Linked DNA regions of Mus musculus: region 1 is linked to region 2. The links are chromatin loops, found by intact Hi-C in ENCODE. Cell type or tissue: left cerebral cortex. All regions are shown on one strand. Links, peaks and the distances in the headings refer to the core of each region. The heading gives the core; the rest is flanking DNA.

Region 1 (7,949 bases), core at 1,986-6,985, 530 kb before region 2:
ATCTCACTTGCCCTGGCTCAGAGGCTCCCGGTGCCCTAGTAGAGCTGCGGGTGGTGGTGGCCCAGACTCTCTTAGGAATGAGGCAACTCAGGTTGCGCAACCTTCCCTACCGGAGGTTTAGTCTAGTCCTTCAGGAAAAGCCTCTGGTCCCATTTAGGAGCCATTTTATCACGGGTATCTGGCAGGTTCTATTGAGGCTATTTTTCAAACCTGCAGTATTTACAGGGACAAGACTGGGCTGCTCCGGGGAGGCCGGGACGACTTCAGCCTTCCAGTTAATGGATGCATAATTGAGGAACAACGTGGAATTAGTGTCATCGTAAATGATCTAGTGTCTCAAGTTAATTTCACCCGTTTTTTGTTCCAAGAACATTCGAGTCAGTCATCTTGGCTAGCCGGCTTCCACCAAAAAGATTTGTTTTCCATCCAGCGTTTCAGACCTAGAGTTCAAGTTCTTGGCCCTTACAAGTTGCAGGAGCGTGTCTCACGCCTTGGCTTTTTTTTTTTTTTTTTTTTTTTTTTTTAAGGTAACATGTTATTCCTTGTTTTGCTTCTAGGAAGCAGAGGGTTGAGGAAATGGCTTGGGCGGGTGCATTAATGCAGCCGAAAAAGACACAGACTCCCTCCCTTGGGACCCGCGCGGCCCCGCGCTCTTTCCGAAGGTGCCTGGCAAGGCGTCCGGTTCCCTCGGACGCTCCGGGTCCAAGTGCCTTAAGCGGAGGGTCTCTGGCGCCTTCCTTCGCTGTCTGGCAACAGTCTGGCGGGGTCAGGGACCGGCGGGACCGCTCGGGAGAGGGCTCGACTGCGCCTCGTTCCTCGGTGCCAGGGACACCGTCGCGGGAGGCGCGGCCAGCTTCCCTAGGATAAGACTTCCCGCCCCGGGGGCAGGGCGGTGCACTTAGACGGTCCCCTCCTCAGTTTCGGGCGGTCACCAGAGCTGAGTAAGCTCGGTGGAGGGAGCTGGGTAAGGATTTCCTGAGAGCGATGGGCAGGAGGGGCTGGGGCAGCAGAGCACAGAGCAAGGACCCTGAACCTGCGAACCTGTCCGGCGACCCGCGCGCCTAGCGCCACCGCACGCGCGCTCTGGCCCCCGGGCTACCCGCCCTCGCCGGCCCCCGCCCCTCCGGGAGGAAGAAGAGGGTAGGTGGGGAGGCGGATGAGGGGTGGGGGACCCCTTGACGTCACTGGAAGGAGGTGCCGGGGTAGGAAGTGGGCTGGGGAAAGGTTATAAATCGCCCCCGCCCTCGGCTGCACTTCAGCGAGGTCCTTGAGAGGCTCGGAGCGCGGTGGCGGACACTCCCGGGAGGTAGTGCTAGTGGTGGTGGCTGCTGCTCGGAGCGGGCTCCGGGACTCAAGCGCAGCGGCTAGCGGACGCGGGACGGCGAGGATCCCCCCACACCACCCCCCTCGGCTGCAGGCGCGGAGAAGGGCTCTCGCGGCGCCAAGCAGAAGCAGGAGGGGACCGGCTCGAGCGGCTGCGCCGTCGGCCTCGGAGAGCGCGGGCACCGGGCCAACAGGCCGCGTCTTGCTCACCATGGTCAGCTGCTGGGACACCGCGGTCTTGCCTTACGCGCTGCTCGGGTGTCTGCTTCTCACAGGTGAGGCGCGCCAGGGACCATGAGTTGGAGTTCGGCGGGGATGGGCAGCCACGGGGTGGTCCGGGGGAAGCGAGCTCCGGCGGGAGCCGGGGACACTTGTAGCAGCGGGTACGCCTCGGGACACACGTCTTCCCCTCCACCCCCCAAGTGGGCGCCGCTGGAAGTTGGCATCACCGCTTAGACTCTCCTTAGCTCCACGCTGGGGTCAGAGCCAGAGTGCCTGCCGGGTGTAGCCGGAGCCGCTAGTCCCCTACCGGGTTCCCGGGTAGGCGCTCACTCCTTAGACTCTGGGAGTGCAGATCACCACACGGGTGGACCTTTCAGCATCCAGAGCCTGCTCCTAGGCTGCAGCAGAGTCCTCAAGGGCTAGTTGGAGCAAGCTAGATGTCAGAGAGGCTGCCCGGGGCTGGACAGAGGTGGGGTCGTTAGCGATGAGCTCGCTCCACCAGAGCAAAGGAGGACGAAATTGGGAGGGGTCCCGTGCCCGCGGCGAGCAGATGGAGCCCAGAGAAGGGCCAGCTCTGACTCCCGTACCCGCTTGGGTCCGTCCGGAGGAAGCTGGGGAACGCACAGTCTGCAGGGTTTCTTCCCAGCAGTTCGCGGAGCGCCGTCTCCCGGGTGGGGCCTCCGCGGTGTGGGGCGGGTGTGCGGTCCAGGTCCTCGGAGTGAGTGAGTGACCCAAAGCGACCCGGCAGCAAGTTTTGGAATTTTAAGCCCTACCTTTAGGTTATGAATCTAGAAGAAAAAACAAAAAAACAAAACCACCTGACAATTTAGACTGAAAGCTGTGGTTTAAGTAGTAGGTGAAGTTTGCGACCTCCTAAATCAGCGTTCTCTAGGATATGAAAAGCGCGGGGCGGGGGGGGGGGGGCGACCGATCAGGGGCCGGCAGATTTTAGGAGCATTTAATGTGGAGACCGTCGTCATCCAAGGGTCAAAAAGCTGGAGGGACCTCGGGAACTCTAACTCCAGGTCTGCAGGCGGGAGGTCCCTTTGCGCAGAGACGCATACCAGAGCGTCTTTATTTAAACCAGCGTGGTTGGGAAAGAAGATAGAGACTAAAGAGTCAGGTAGAATAGTAGTGGCCCCAGAAAGAAAGGCAGCAAGGTTTTAAAAGACAGTAAAAATAAGCCTTTTGAAATGGGAAGACTGTACTTCGTTTCAAAGTAATGAACAGGGGTTTATAATTAAAACGGACTAAAATGGCAAAGCCAGAATCCGACGTGGCTGGTTAGGTTCTAAAATAATGATATTAAACGAGTTATTGTATTTTCTATTTCACAAATATTTTCGAAGAGCTGCTTATACGGAAATGCAACCGCTTAGAGAGTTTAAATACTGATTTATTATATAAAGACAAAACTAGCTTAAAAAATTACTGCAAACCCTTAAGTTACAGGGTGGGGGGAACAGGCGTTTTATTGGATTTTCTGCTTGACACATGTCTCTACTTTTTAATTTTAAAGCGTGGTTGGTTTTGGCTAAGCGTAATTTTATCTGTGTTTTCGAACAGTGGAGGCAGATTGAAGCAGTTCAGGGAAAGTGTACAAAGTCGCTTTGCGCCGCTAGCCAGGCGCTGAGCCCCATCAGGTGTTCTAGCCTCGATATTTATTAGTTACCAACGCCCTAACTACCATAATTACCGGTCCTCTCTGTAGCTATCGAGACCAGTGTCTCTATAAAAGTTCAGTCTCCTCTTCAAGGCTTAAGACAACACACTCTCGTTTAAGTCCACACCCTTGATTAGCTCCACACCAGTGTGCTCTCTTGCGCTGGCTCATCTCTCTCATCCCCTCTGTCTCTGTCTCTGTCCGGCTCTGTCTGTCTGTCTGTCTATCTGTCTGTCTGTCTTACGCGCCGCTCTCTCTCTTTTCCCTTCCCCCTCATTTCCTCCTTCCCTCTCTCCTTCTCCTGTTCTCCCTTACTTTTAAGCAGCTGACATTTAGAGTTTGGTAGAACTAATTAGAAATACTTAAATTGTGAGCTTGGGGTGTGTGTATTGTATTCCCAATAGTAACTCTGAGTTAAAATAAAAATTATGCAAATAGTAGCAGCCAGGTGTGAGTGCCCTGTCTGTATCCTGAGAACTCAAGGCCTAAGGCAGAAGGGTGGTGAGTTCTAACCAAGAGTGGACATTGGCTATGGAGCCAATTAAAGTCAGCCTGAACCACACAGGGAATCCCTTTCTCAAAAATAATAATTAATAATAATACCTATTCCCAAATTGGTTAGAATGCATTTTTTAATATATAGTTTTACATAGTGATTTCTAATTTTTTTCTCCAAGGCTTACACAGTTGTGCTTTTCCAAAAGTTGCATATTTTAAATGGTTATTATTTGGGACCCTTGTGGGTCCATGTTGTTTTCCAACTTATCAATCATCTTGCAGATAAACTGTGAACTAGGCTTTCTATTAAAAAAATTATTAGTGCAGCATTTTTTTTTCTGGTTGAAAAGTCTTTAATAGGCTATATAGTTTCTTTTTAAATGATCCCCAATTGGCATTTTTCTTTTAAAAATGGAGAAATTTTGTTTTTTTGTTTGTCTGTTTGTTTGTTTTCTCTATGCAAGAGTTTCTTTGTGTACCCCGGGCTGTCCTGGAACTTACTCTGTAGACCAGATTGGCCTCTGCCTTCTTAGTGCTGGGATTAAAAGTGTGGGCTGCCACCACCTGGCCTAAAACTATGGTTGACTTCCGAAGGCTCCTTTTCAACTATAACATTCAGTGAAGGAATTCCACAAAGCAAACAGATGGGGTCCTTCCGGTTTCCCGGCTCCCTGCCATTCTTCTGCATGTTAATGGGTGCTAAGCCCTTTGACACCCTAGCTGATGAGCTAGGCTGCTGCTGCCATCGGGGTCACACCTCATCTTTCTCTCTGGTAGAATGTACTAGACCAACCAATTAACTGAGTCTTTAGTGGGCTTCCTTTTGCATTGCAGGGGGTGCAGGGGTGGTCTGATGGAGGATGTGTCCCAGATGCCTCAGCCACTACATCACTATCTTGGGTCTTTTTTTTTTTTTTTTTTTCCCTAGCAGAATGTGTAACTATGACAGAGGCTAAATCACATTACCTATACTGAGGACATCTGTCTCTTTAACCTCCCACCCCTTATTTCTTTCTTTAAAAAATTAATCTTTTTAATTTCTTTTTTTTTTAAACAGCTATGTTCTAAAACTGTTCCAGATTACAACAAGGCTAGTAAACCTCTTATTTAATAATTAAACCTATTTTTTTGTGACTTCTAAAAGACCAACCAAGTCATTACTTTTTTTTCCTCTCCGAAACTATGGGGACAATTTCTGAATCCTTGAATGTGTATAATATAGAACTTGAAGTGATATGTATACCCCGCTCCCCCCCCCCCAAAAAAGAAAAAGGCTTTATAGTGACACTTGCCCCCCTTCCCTTCAGAAAAGTGGTTCTGTGGAGGGAAACTATGTGGCTGATCTCTACCCTGGCTTTTGCGGTAAAGCTAAGAGAATACAAAGTAACAGGACAGGCAGGGGTTTTGATTGTGTGTGCAGGTGAGCCTCGGGATAAAAAGGGAGTTCGAGGAGCTGGGAACTAGTGAGCAGGGTTTGGCTCAGCACACACTAGGTGCTGTGTGGTTGGCGGCACACACTAGGTGCTATACTGTCATCGCAGGCTGAGAACCATTTTTCAATGTCCTTGATAGTGTGTAGAGAGGAAGAGGACATTTGAAGATCACAGCGGGCTCTATTTTAAGTAAAAATATATTATACCACGAGCAGCTGAAAGCATTTAAAAACAAAACAAAACAAAACCGTATTGTGTTGGATTTAGCTTAACAGAGCAGAGCGGCTCGTGAGGAAAGATGTGGCCCCTGCCAGACACTTTCCAGGACTGCCGTGGAGGCCGAATCCTGCGGTTCCTGGGATGCTGCACCCTGATGATTAAATGGCTGGACTTTGTTCCAGACCGAAGGAAGGGAAGGAAATGGGAGGAATGGAGTATTTGAGGGAACTGGAGAGAGAAGCCTCAGACTTAGCATGCAGCACTGTCGGGGGTGTGTGTGGGTGTTCATTAAGGAAATGGTTCTACTCCGTCTGCTGAAGATAGTGAGCGAGGTTTCCTGCATTGTTGCTGGCCGGATGTGTGTGTGTGTGTGGGGGGATGTCAAGAATTTCTGGGCATTTCCCATCTGCCTTTGCAAACCTGGATGCTTGAAGACCATTTCTGATTCCTGCCTCTGTCTTCCATGCCAGGCTCCTTGGGAGGGAGACTCCTCGATCTTGGCTCTCACACACACACATTTGTTGTAAGAGTTCCATGGGGGCTCAGGTTTGAAAGTGGAGAGAGCAGTTTTGGGATATTTTCTCAGGCCCCGCGTTGGCCAGTGGCAGACCCAGGATGATCCCCCCTGAAGGTCAATCAGAAGTCCACATTTCTGCCGCATCTGTGCATTTCCTCCACGCGGACAAAGTGGGGAGGGAGATGCAGATATTCATTGACTGAGCACTTCCATCCATCTTTCCTGAACCATGATATCTACTCACTTTTATAGTAGTAGTAGTAGTAGTAGTAGTAGTAGTAGTAGTAGTAGTATTTTGTGGTGCTGGGGATCAAATCTAGCACCTTTCAGTAGCTCAGCAAAGGCTCTCCCATCGAGCTGCCTTCCCAACATCACCTTAACTATGAGATTTCTTCCACTAAAGCTCATTGGAGAAGGCATTACATTCAGAACCTCCATGCCCCATGGTACACATCTCTGCTCTCAGCACTCGGAAGGTAGAGGCAGGCTGATCTCTGTGAGTTCAAGGCCAGCCTGGTTTACAGAGTGAGTTCCAAGACAGCCAGACCTATACAGAAAGACCCTGTCTTATAAACACAACACAACAAAAAGACAAAAAGCAAAAAATCCAAAAACAAACAAACTTAGAAAGTATAGCTGCTTAGTAGCCCATGAACATATTTATAAGATTTTCCTCTGTGAGCCCTTGGTTTAATACTCTCTGTGCTGGTTTAATCTGTCATTTGGTCCCTCGACCTTCTGTTCCACTTATGCCAACTCTGCCCCTCCTTCTTAGGGCTGGGCCACCTCTGAGATCATTGGCCCCCTTCTCAATTCCCCCCTCCCTACCAGGGAAACCCAGGGCAGCAGGGCAGCTCCTCCTGGTAGCACTAGACAGAGTGGGGGCTTCACCTTGCCACTGCCACCGTCCTGGGACCCAAGTATGCAGCCTCCTGTGGTTGCTGTCACCTGCACCATTTGTATGTTAGCTGCCTGTATGTGTCCTTCCTCTTTGGGGAAGAGCCTGTTTCTAAGTTCTTCAGAAATGTTGCTGGGGAGGATAAGTGAGTAGGGTCACCACACAGCCCTCTCAAGGACACCTCTTAGAGTAAGGTATGCTTTATTTAATTCCTGTTTGTTCATGTGTTCTTGCCTGCCCGCGGGGCCTCTGGGATTACTTAATGAGATTGTTCCCAATAGCTGTATGCGTGTGGGACATCACACCTTACTCCATAAGCATGTGGTTTTCTCAGTTAACAATTAAAAGAAAATTAAGGGCTAGAGAGATGACTCAGTTGAGTCAACAATGACTGAGAGCAGTTGTTCCCCCCGGAGACCAGAGTTCAGTTCCAGTACCCATGTTGGGCACCTTTTCGGCTCCTGAAGGTCAAATTCTTTCTTCTAGTCTTCTGAAAGTATCCCCACACAGGGCTAGCATGCAGACACAAGCACACCATTTTTTTAAAAAAGACTTTTTTACTTACTTAATGTATATGAGTGTTCTGTCTTCACTCGCACCAGAAAAGGGAATCAGACCTCATTACAGATGGTCAGGAACCACCATCTGGGTGCTCCCAGGGGCAGGTGAACTCAGGACCTGTGGAAGAGCAGCCAGTGCTCTGGACCACTGAGCCATCTCTCCAGCCTCACACATCAAGTTTTTAGATTAAAACCTTAAACGTAAGGAAAGAACCGGTCAATAGCTGAAAATAAAACTACAATCTCTGAACTTATTTCTTTGCTTATTACATTTAGATATTTACTTTTATTTCATGTGCACTGGTGTTTTACCTGTGTGTATGTCTGTGTGAGAGTGTCAGAGACCCTGAAATGGGAGTTACAGAGGGTTGTGAGCCACTGGGTAGGTGTTGGGAATTGAACCTGGGTCCTCTGGAAGAACAGCTAGTGCTCTTAACCTCTGAACCATCTCTCTAGCCTCTATCACTGAATTTTTAAAAAAATAGATCTGTATCTCTGATCTGAGCTCAAGTTGGTCCCTGTCTTTACTGTACCCCAACCCTGTACATGCTCACAACACACTCCAGCACTCTTCTTAATAGCCAACAGTTTAAGTGTATGTATGCATGCATTCTCG
Region 2 (7,949 bases), core at 1,232-6,231:
GACTTTTTGCAACAATCCTTAACTGTCTCAAGTGATACCTATTTCTATATCCAGATCCACATATAGGTATCTCTGCCTCTATATAGAGAGATATCTAGATAGAGATATCTAGATATACAGGTGATATATAGATATAAATGTATAGATGCATAGATATGTGGATAGATATATAATATGTAATATATATATATATATATATATATATATATATATATATATGGAGAGAGAGAGGAAGAGGGAGGGAGGGAGAGAGAGAGAGAGAGAGAGAGAGAGAGAGAGAGAGAGAGAGAATAAACTACTGGCAATCAAAGGTAGAGGCCATGGATATACGTTAGCATCCTTAATAGGGCAGAGTCTTCAGAGAATCATGAATGGAGACATCAGCAAAGCAAGATGGAGGAGCTCGTCCACTTGAAGATGGGAAGAGGATTCCTGTTTGAAGTGATTCTCCACTTCCTAGCAGAGGGGTCAGCCCTGTCTCTGATCTGATCATGAATGGCTTCCACCTCCCCAGCGCTGGGCAAGCCTCACCACCAAACCTTTACCTGCTCAGATTCTTCTAGCTCTTCATTCGGTTTAAAACTGTGTGTCATCTCAGCATCCCCTAAATAACTCAGTAATAGCTACACTCCTGTTACAGGCGTTGATATTATTGGTAACAATCTCAATGCAACAACAACATCAATTAATTTCCACTGAAATTTGGTGGGCATTGTGCTTAGTGTCCTATGTAAATTCTGTCCTTTAATGTCACACAGAAATTGAGCACAATTACCCAGTTTAAGTGAATGGTAAAAATAGTTTGTAAAGCCAGGACGGTGGATTCTAGCCATCTAAACTCTTAGCCACCAAACTCTACTGGGAAAAGGACTTCATCGCCAAAATAAACTTGGCAACCTGTATGTGGATTTCCCCAACTCAACGATAATTTATAGGAAATTTCATCCTGATCTTCAGGTTTGGTCTAATTTTAAAATTTGTCTTACAAATTCTAAATTCCAGCTCAAACCACGAGTTTTGAAGGCTGGACTGTGTCTCTCTGGGATGGAGTTTGAAACTATGCTTTGGAGGATGGCTTTGACCCCTGACTTCAACCTGGAGTCTATGTCCCTACAAAACCTAGGCTATTTCTGTATTAATGCTGGAGGCTGTAAGGTGAGGCCTGTGTGTGCTTTCAGACAATCGTCCTGTGGTCCAGGCGGCAGGACGGTGAGGTGAGCCCAGAAGTTCGCTGCCAAGGCTGCCTCCGCTCTTCCCTGCGCGCTGCGCTGCGCTTCAACTTGGCCTAGGGAAAGACCGAGATGGCAGGAGCAGGCTGCGCTCTTTCCCACTATGCGTCAGGGTCATCCACCAGAAAGCCGAAAACCAAGAATGGCAGGAAATGTAAGCCCTGGGAAAGAAACCTCCAGAGAAGAAACTTGGCTCCCGGGAGAAATGAACTGCTGTGGACTCAGCGCACCACAAATCACCACCACTTTCTGCAGGCCACTGGGAAGGAGCAAGACCCAGGGAGGGTGGCGATGGAATAGGGTGTGAAAGAGGAAGGGGTTCAGCCTCTACCTTTCTCTCTTAGTCTTGCCTCCCACCCCCAACTTGGCTCCCAGCACGGTTTGAAACTGTGTTTCTCACGGAGGGGCCTCTCGCGGAGCCTGTCCTTTGCGCAAAAGTCACCCATTCAGGTAATCTTGGTGGTGGCCTGGTTTTAAACCAGCCCTTCGAATCCACTGCAGCCTTCTTCATACTGAGAGTCATTGCTGCAGTCCACCCCTGAATCCTAGCCAAAGACACACTTGTGAGTTTCATGAAGCTGAAGGACTCAACAAATCTAACGAGGTGGTCATGTTAGCCAGGAAGCCGCTGAAGTCGTCCCAGCAACAAATCGGCAGTCGCTATTCTAGGGTCCTGAAAGCCTTGGCTGCCTTTAGTTTGGCACCATGACCTCTCCAGGGAGATCAGAAAACTAGTCCGAGTGAAGCTGAGGCTCGGATGGATGGGAATGGGAGCGGGGCCAAGGGTGCGCAGGGGCAAGTAACCAACCCCCTTCGATCTCCTGCACAAAAACCGGGGAATCAAAAGTGGCTTCTGGGGAGGGGGGGCGCACGCTGTTCTAGAGGAGAACTAGAGAGAGACCTTCGCACTGAGCCTGGTTTCAATGAGAAGACAATACAAGGGACCATCACGAATGCTGAGCAACCCTAGCTACACTTTTCCGCTCAAAAGAATCTTTGCCTAAATACAGCCGGTTCGTTCGTGGTTCCTCAGGGCGTGTTAGAGAACGGGTGGTGGGCTTCTGGAACAAAGAGAAGAGTTCTAGGTATCCAATAAGAAACAGATGGAGAGCACCTGGGTCCGCAGTTCGCCCAGCTTTGAGTCCGCGAACTGTAGTAACACCTGCTATTGGGTGTCTAAGCGCGTACGCGCTCACCGGCTCGGCGGAACTCCACGCATCTCATCTAATACAGATGCATAAAAAGCCCACACAGATCCCCGAGGAAAGCCGGAATCAGCTGGAATCTTGCGCCACCTTTCAGGGACCTTTTGCCTGAAAGCAAAACCGGGGCGCACCCTTCATAAAGGCTAGAGCAGCTCAAACCCTAAGAAGGTTGGATCCCTGGTCTCTACCCTTGGAATTAGCCAGGGAAGCATAGCATCTTTTGTTGGAGATCGGAGGGAGCAGCCAGCCTGCCCGCCCTGCACAGGAATACTGGGAAGGACACGGAGTTGGAGTAGAATCCCGGAGCTTCAAGAGAGCTGCGGGTGTGGGGAGGAGAGTGGCTACCTGTAAGTGGAGGAGCTGAGCTTGGATCTCTGCAGCGCCCAAGCAGAGAGTGCCAGCCCTTGCCTGTGCCTGCCTGGCCTACAGCCTAAGCCTGGGGACCCCAGAGGCAGGGGAATTTCTAAGAAAAAAAAAGTTTATTTAAAATTTTGTACATAAATAAATAAATAAATATCTTCTGGCATTACAGAGACGATACAATGACACAGTCAGTCAGTCCCCAGAGGGAGTCGGGGCCTGGACAATGGGGAGAGGTTGGTTACAGCGGCTTCATTTGAAGGGGGTTTAGAGCGTATTGGAAACAGAGTCATTTTCCCCAATACAATACCATGTGAGACAGTTCTCTCTGCTAGGGGGACTTCTTCGAACAGCAAGACCTGATCCCTGTTTAAGGGACAAACGGACAGAAGGGAGAGACTTCCTGAGGAGGGAAGGAAAAGTTAAGTCCATAGACGTGTTGCATAAAGGACCACAGTGGGGGGAGACGAGTTGGGGGCAAGAAAGAAATGTTAAAAGAAAAGCAAACAGCCACTCGCGGAGTGAAAAGCCCAGATTGACCGAGAAGGAGAGAATAGTGGAACCGAGGAAGCTTGAACCAGCCCAGAGTTGGCAGGCGAAGAGGCGCTGGCGGTCAGCAAGGCGCTGTGCTCCGGCCTGCGTGCCTGGGAGAAGAGGCTGTGTCCTAGGAGGAGGACTCAGCCTTCATCGCTTGGAGTCCTCCTAAACACCCTGAAGCCCAAGGGACAGGGGCACTGTCTTCAAGTGTCTGCTAAGGTCTTAGCTCTGCCTAAAGCTGCGCACCACCGCAAAGCCCAACGAAATCCGTCGGTTGGCCAGCGGGTGCCTGGGGACCAGTGCGGGAAGGGTCGGGGTGGGGGGTGGGGAAACCAATGGTCCTCTAAAAGGCGCACCTACGGAGTGACTGTGAGATCTCTGTCATCCTTCCCGGAGGAAGATGGAGACATGGGCAATTCGTCGTCGTCCTCTGAGCATTTGGCTGAGGAGAGCGAAGAGCACTTGCAGCCTTGCGGTGCGCCCCCGCCGGCCCCCGCCCCAGCTCCGCCGCGGTGGTTACTGCCTTTGCCTTCTTTCTTGTGCTTCACCCGGCGGTTCTGAAACCAGATCTTCACCTGCTTCTCGGACAGGTTCAGATAGGTCGCGATCTCGATGCGCCGCAGGCGGGAGAGGTACATGTTGGAGGCGAACTCTCGCTCCAGCTCCAGGAGCTGTGTGCTGGTGAACGCCGTCCGCATCCTCTTGCTGCTGGGCAGCTGGTTCGAGCTGCTGTCTGGAGGGCGATGGGGGGGGGGGGGAGGGAGGGAAAGAGAGAGAGAGAGAGAGAGAGAGAGAGAGAGAGAGAGAGAGAGAGAGAGATCATCAAACCTCTGAGCCTTGGGCCTAATTTCCCGCTGAACTGAGGCTAGCCTCAACCTTGGAATCAGGCACACATCCCTTCCATCCTTCCATTCATCACTCCACAGGCGGGTGCCTCCTTGCCAAGTCACAGACTCCAATTCTCCTCGGAATCGGTTGTCCCTAACACCCCTTTAAGGAACATCTCAAAGCTGGCCTTAACCCCTTCCCCTTCGCCCCAGGATCTTTCTGGCTTCTCCCCGGTTCCTACGTCCGGTCCCAGTCTAGCACTGTGAGCGCCCCTCGAGTATCCTCACCGTCCCCCATAGCGCGCCGTTTCCCCATCCCTAGCTCACTCACTTCCCCCCACCCCGGGACCACCGCCCCCCAATTTCGCGCGGGGACCCCGCTTACCCACAGAGATGCAGTGAAACTGTCTGGGATCCGGCAGCGGGTAGGAGGTCTGGTAGAGTGCAGCAGCTGCTGCGGCCGCAGCCGGGCCGTGGGCGACTCCAGGGGACACGGAGTGCTGGCGGCCCAGGGGTGCGTGGCAGTACTGCGATCCGAAGGGAGGGAAGGACGCCTTGAGTAGCGGCAGTGCCGGCGGCCCGGGGGGCCCGTGCAGCTGCGAAGCGGTGACACAGAGGGGACACACGCACAGCAAGCCGGCCTTGCGCGCGTGGCAGGCGCCCGGCGAGAGGCCGTGGAGCGCGTGCGGCGGCGGGACCGCGTAGGGGAAGAGCGGTGGCGGGCTGCCCTCCGGAGCCTTCTTGTCGCTGGCTTCCCGCAGCACAAGGGAATCCACCAGGAAGGAGCGCGGCATGGCTCCGGCGCGCGGTCCACCTGCCGCCAGCCCGCCCCTGGAGCCCGAGGGAACTGCAGATCCTGTCGTAGCTTCCCCTGGCCGCGGCCACCCGCAGCTTCCCGGGCCCCGGAGGCTCCACGCGCGGCTCAAGCCCGGGCTGGAATCACCTTGGCTGCTGCTGCGGGCACCTCCCGGAGCGGGCGAGGTGCTGGCCAGCGCTAGTGGTGCTGAAAGACGCCGGCGGCGCCGCTTAAATAGGACTATTGCCATGTGATGGGCTACGCCAGGAGCGGCCGGGGCCTCTCAATAGGGTTTTTGTGCCCTTTCTCTTGGCATTCACTCTGCACGCTTCCTCATTATTTCACTTGTTAACTAAATGAACTGCATAATGTACTCTATTCTTGTCAACCCCACCCACGCCGTAACAGGCGCACTCGCCCCCCTCCTCTTCCCTTTTCGGGTTTATTTTCTCATTCTCCCGCGATTTAATATTCTTTTCTTTCTCTTTATTTCTTACTTTCCTTTGGCTTTGCGCTGGCGATCGGTCCATTTATCTTATTGATTTCCGCACCCGTGCTGCCTCGCTTGCACAGATCCCCGTGGGCGCACACCCATCTCCTCTGCCCACTTGATCCTGGTCCCTTTCTTTCTGTTACTTCTTCCTTGCTCGTTCCCCCCACCCCAGTTCCACCAAGTGTATCGCTTTCGCTTAGTTCTCGAAGCTCAGCTCTGCATCCTATGAAGCATCCTAATGGGCGGCCACCATTCCCACCTGTGGAGTCTCTTCTCTCGCACTATTTGGAGACAGAAAAACAAGGTTTCTGAGTGCGCCTCAGAGGATGAGAGAAAGGCTCCCTAGTCCTCATTGGAGACTAACCTCATCTCTGTCCGTGTTTTCTCAGAAAATCAAAGGCTCCCAATTTTGGTGTTGCCTGTGACTCCTCATCTTTGTTCGGTGGACCCTTGGCCAACCAGCTCTTCCCTTCAACAACAGGGCCGTGTATGTAAAGAAATAGCAACAAAACAAGTACGCGGGTGGGTAGTCTTTGAAAATACGGACAGATACATAGCAAGGGGAGTGAGAGCCGAATTCGTGGGTATGAAGCTTTCCCACCCCACCAAACGTGGTGAGTGTGGATGGTGTAGACTCTCACAGACGTTGCGCGCGCACTCTCCACTCGCACACACTCCACTAGACACGCCGGTGCACTCGAAAGCGTTGCTTCCCACGGCTGGAGAGAAAGGAAGAGCACTCTTCTGTCTTTCCCAGTTTCTGTTGCCCTTTGCTTCCTCCTACCGTCGCCGCACTCTTTTTTTTCTTTCTTTCTGGTAACACAATGGTTAAACAACTTCAAATGCCACGCTCTGTGTACACAGCTTCAGTTTTTTAAAAAAATCATCCCGGGATTCAGAGCTGTCTCTGTCCCTGTGCGTTTAACATACAATGAGAAATTAGCATAAAAGATTTCGAATTTACTACTTTCGATTTTACAAATCGCCACAGTCACCTGCTCTGAACCGTGAACGGAATCGTGAGACCAAGAAAGGGGAGCTTTACGGAGGGGGTGGATGAATCAGTGCAAGGCCGCCCAAACCCGAGGCCTCTGTATGGGTTTGCAGTGTTCATGACATCCGAGCCGCCACAAACAACTGGTTAAAAAAATCAAAGATGATTTGTTATGGGAGAGGGTGTGTGTGAGAGCAACTGCCTCGACAATGGGAGGGTCGCCATAGGGGGAGCTAACCTGCGTGGAGGGCGTGCCATCTCGCCATCTAGCAAGAGTGAGGGCTCAGTGGTCCCCTGGTGCTTGGCATGCGGTGCCCCCAAGCTATGGTCTCGGCCCCAAAGCTCCCGCAAACCAGCCGGTACGCATCAATGCAGCCTAATTCCCGTTCTAATTGCTCTCTGGGAAATTTGGGCTGGGCTGGGTGGCGGGAGAGCTGAGACTAGAGAGGGGCTCCCCGCTGGGCTGAGGCGGGTTAGGGCGGAACGGGTGTGGACGCTGCCCGAGGGTAGAAGGGGGAGGCTGCTGCGCTCCAAAGCTGGCAAGTCAGCCGAGGTGCCAATGCAAGGGCTCTCCTGGGAGCTGCCGAACGCCCCAAGCGAGGAAAGGGTTAAGAGCCCTTGAATACAAGCAAGGCCAAAGCTACTGGGAAAGAATATGGGGGGGGGGGGGGGAGAATAACCAGTTTCCCCCTCTCCCTCCAGCCCCTAGACCTTATTGAATGTCATTGAAGAAAGTTTTGAATGCCAGATAAAGAGAGGCGAATTAAAGTGTGTGACAGCGGAGGATAAGCAAACACAAAGAGAACTCTGTCACACTTTGGGACAAAATCCGTGGGCTTTTTACCAAGTCTCTTCGCTATGATTGAATTAAGTAATAGGAAAACATTTTCTTTCAGTTTAGAACCATTAGACAAAACCTTCAAAGCGAATAACACTTTTTAATGTGCGGCCCCACAGTGGACCGGGGTTTGTGCCGAAATGGTGAAACGGTTGGTTGTGTAACTCGGAACGGGGGAGTCCCGGGCAGGGACTGACCTGTCCCAGGGTGTTTTCACCCGGCCTGAAGAGAAGGCGCTGGCAACCTGGCTATGTCCAAACTCTGCGATGGGTAATGGACTCCCTGCTCGGTGTTCCTAGGTCACCGCTGCACCAGGCAATCACTTGATAAAAAGTTCTGCTTCGTGGAGCAGTACGGGCAGCTAGGTCCGCTCCCCGGGCGCACGGTGGCCCTGTCGCCCTGCCTTCTGCCTCTGCGTTCCCCAGTTCCTCTTGTGGTCTTCCCCGCAGCGGAGCTGCTTTTCTACTTAAAGCTCCAGGCCGAGCTCCCTTCGGCTGAACTGTTCTCCGCGGAACAAACGCCCCCTAGGGAGGGGCAGGGTGGGAGCAGGCAGCCGGATTAGCCTGACAGCCCTGCGACAGCCCCCCCCCCCCCATCGTCGCCCCCCCCCCCCCAGCCCCTGGGCCTCAGCGCCCGCTTCCCCGCCCCCAGCCGGTTTTCAAGTGTCCAT

What was found. Hi-C counts contacts between places; a loop is a spot of excess contacts. Peaks named below come from ENCODE experiments on the same cell type or tissue, not always from the same donor. Only the 100,000 strongest peaks of a DNase experiment are listed, where the experiment ranks them.
Region 1: it touches region 2 in a loop (5-fold over the local background); 3 of 42 quality-filtered maps call a loop at or near these places.

Annotation. Positions count from the first base shown.
Region 1 is chr5:147,719,320-147,727,268 of GRCm38, reverse strand. Flt1 (FMS-like tyrosine kinase 1) reads left to right here and starts at 1,258. Exons shown (of 30, transcript NM_010228.4): 1 at 1,258-1,598. The coding sequence starts at 1,535. In left cerebral cortex, for the core only: a CTCF peak has its summit at 4,273 (motif pointing left); no DNase peak of the experiment used is centred there; H3K4me3 peaks cover 3,171 bases; H3K27ac peaks cover 1,120 bases.
Region 2 is chr5:147,185,893-147,193,841 of GRCm38, reverse strand. It overlaps Gsx1 (GS homeobox 1), which reads right to left and starts at 5,146. Exons shown (of 2, transcript NM_008178.2): 1 at 4,544-5,146; 2 at 2,895-4,064. The coding sequence starts at 4,952. The coding sequence ends at 3,688. In left cerebral cortex, for the core only: no CTCF peak of the experiment used is centred there; DNase peaks (open chromatin) are centred at 3,733, 5,196, 5,760, 6,018 and 2 more places; H3K4me3 peaks cover 608 bases.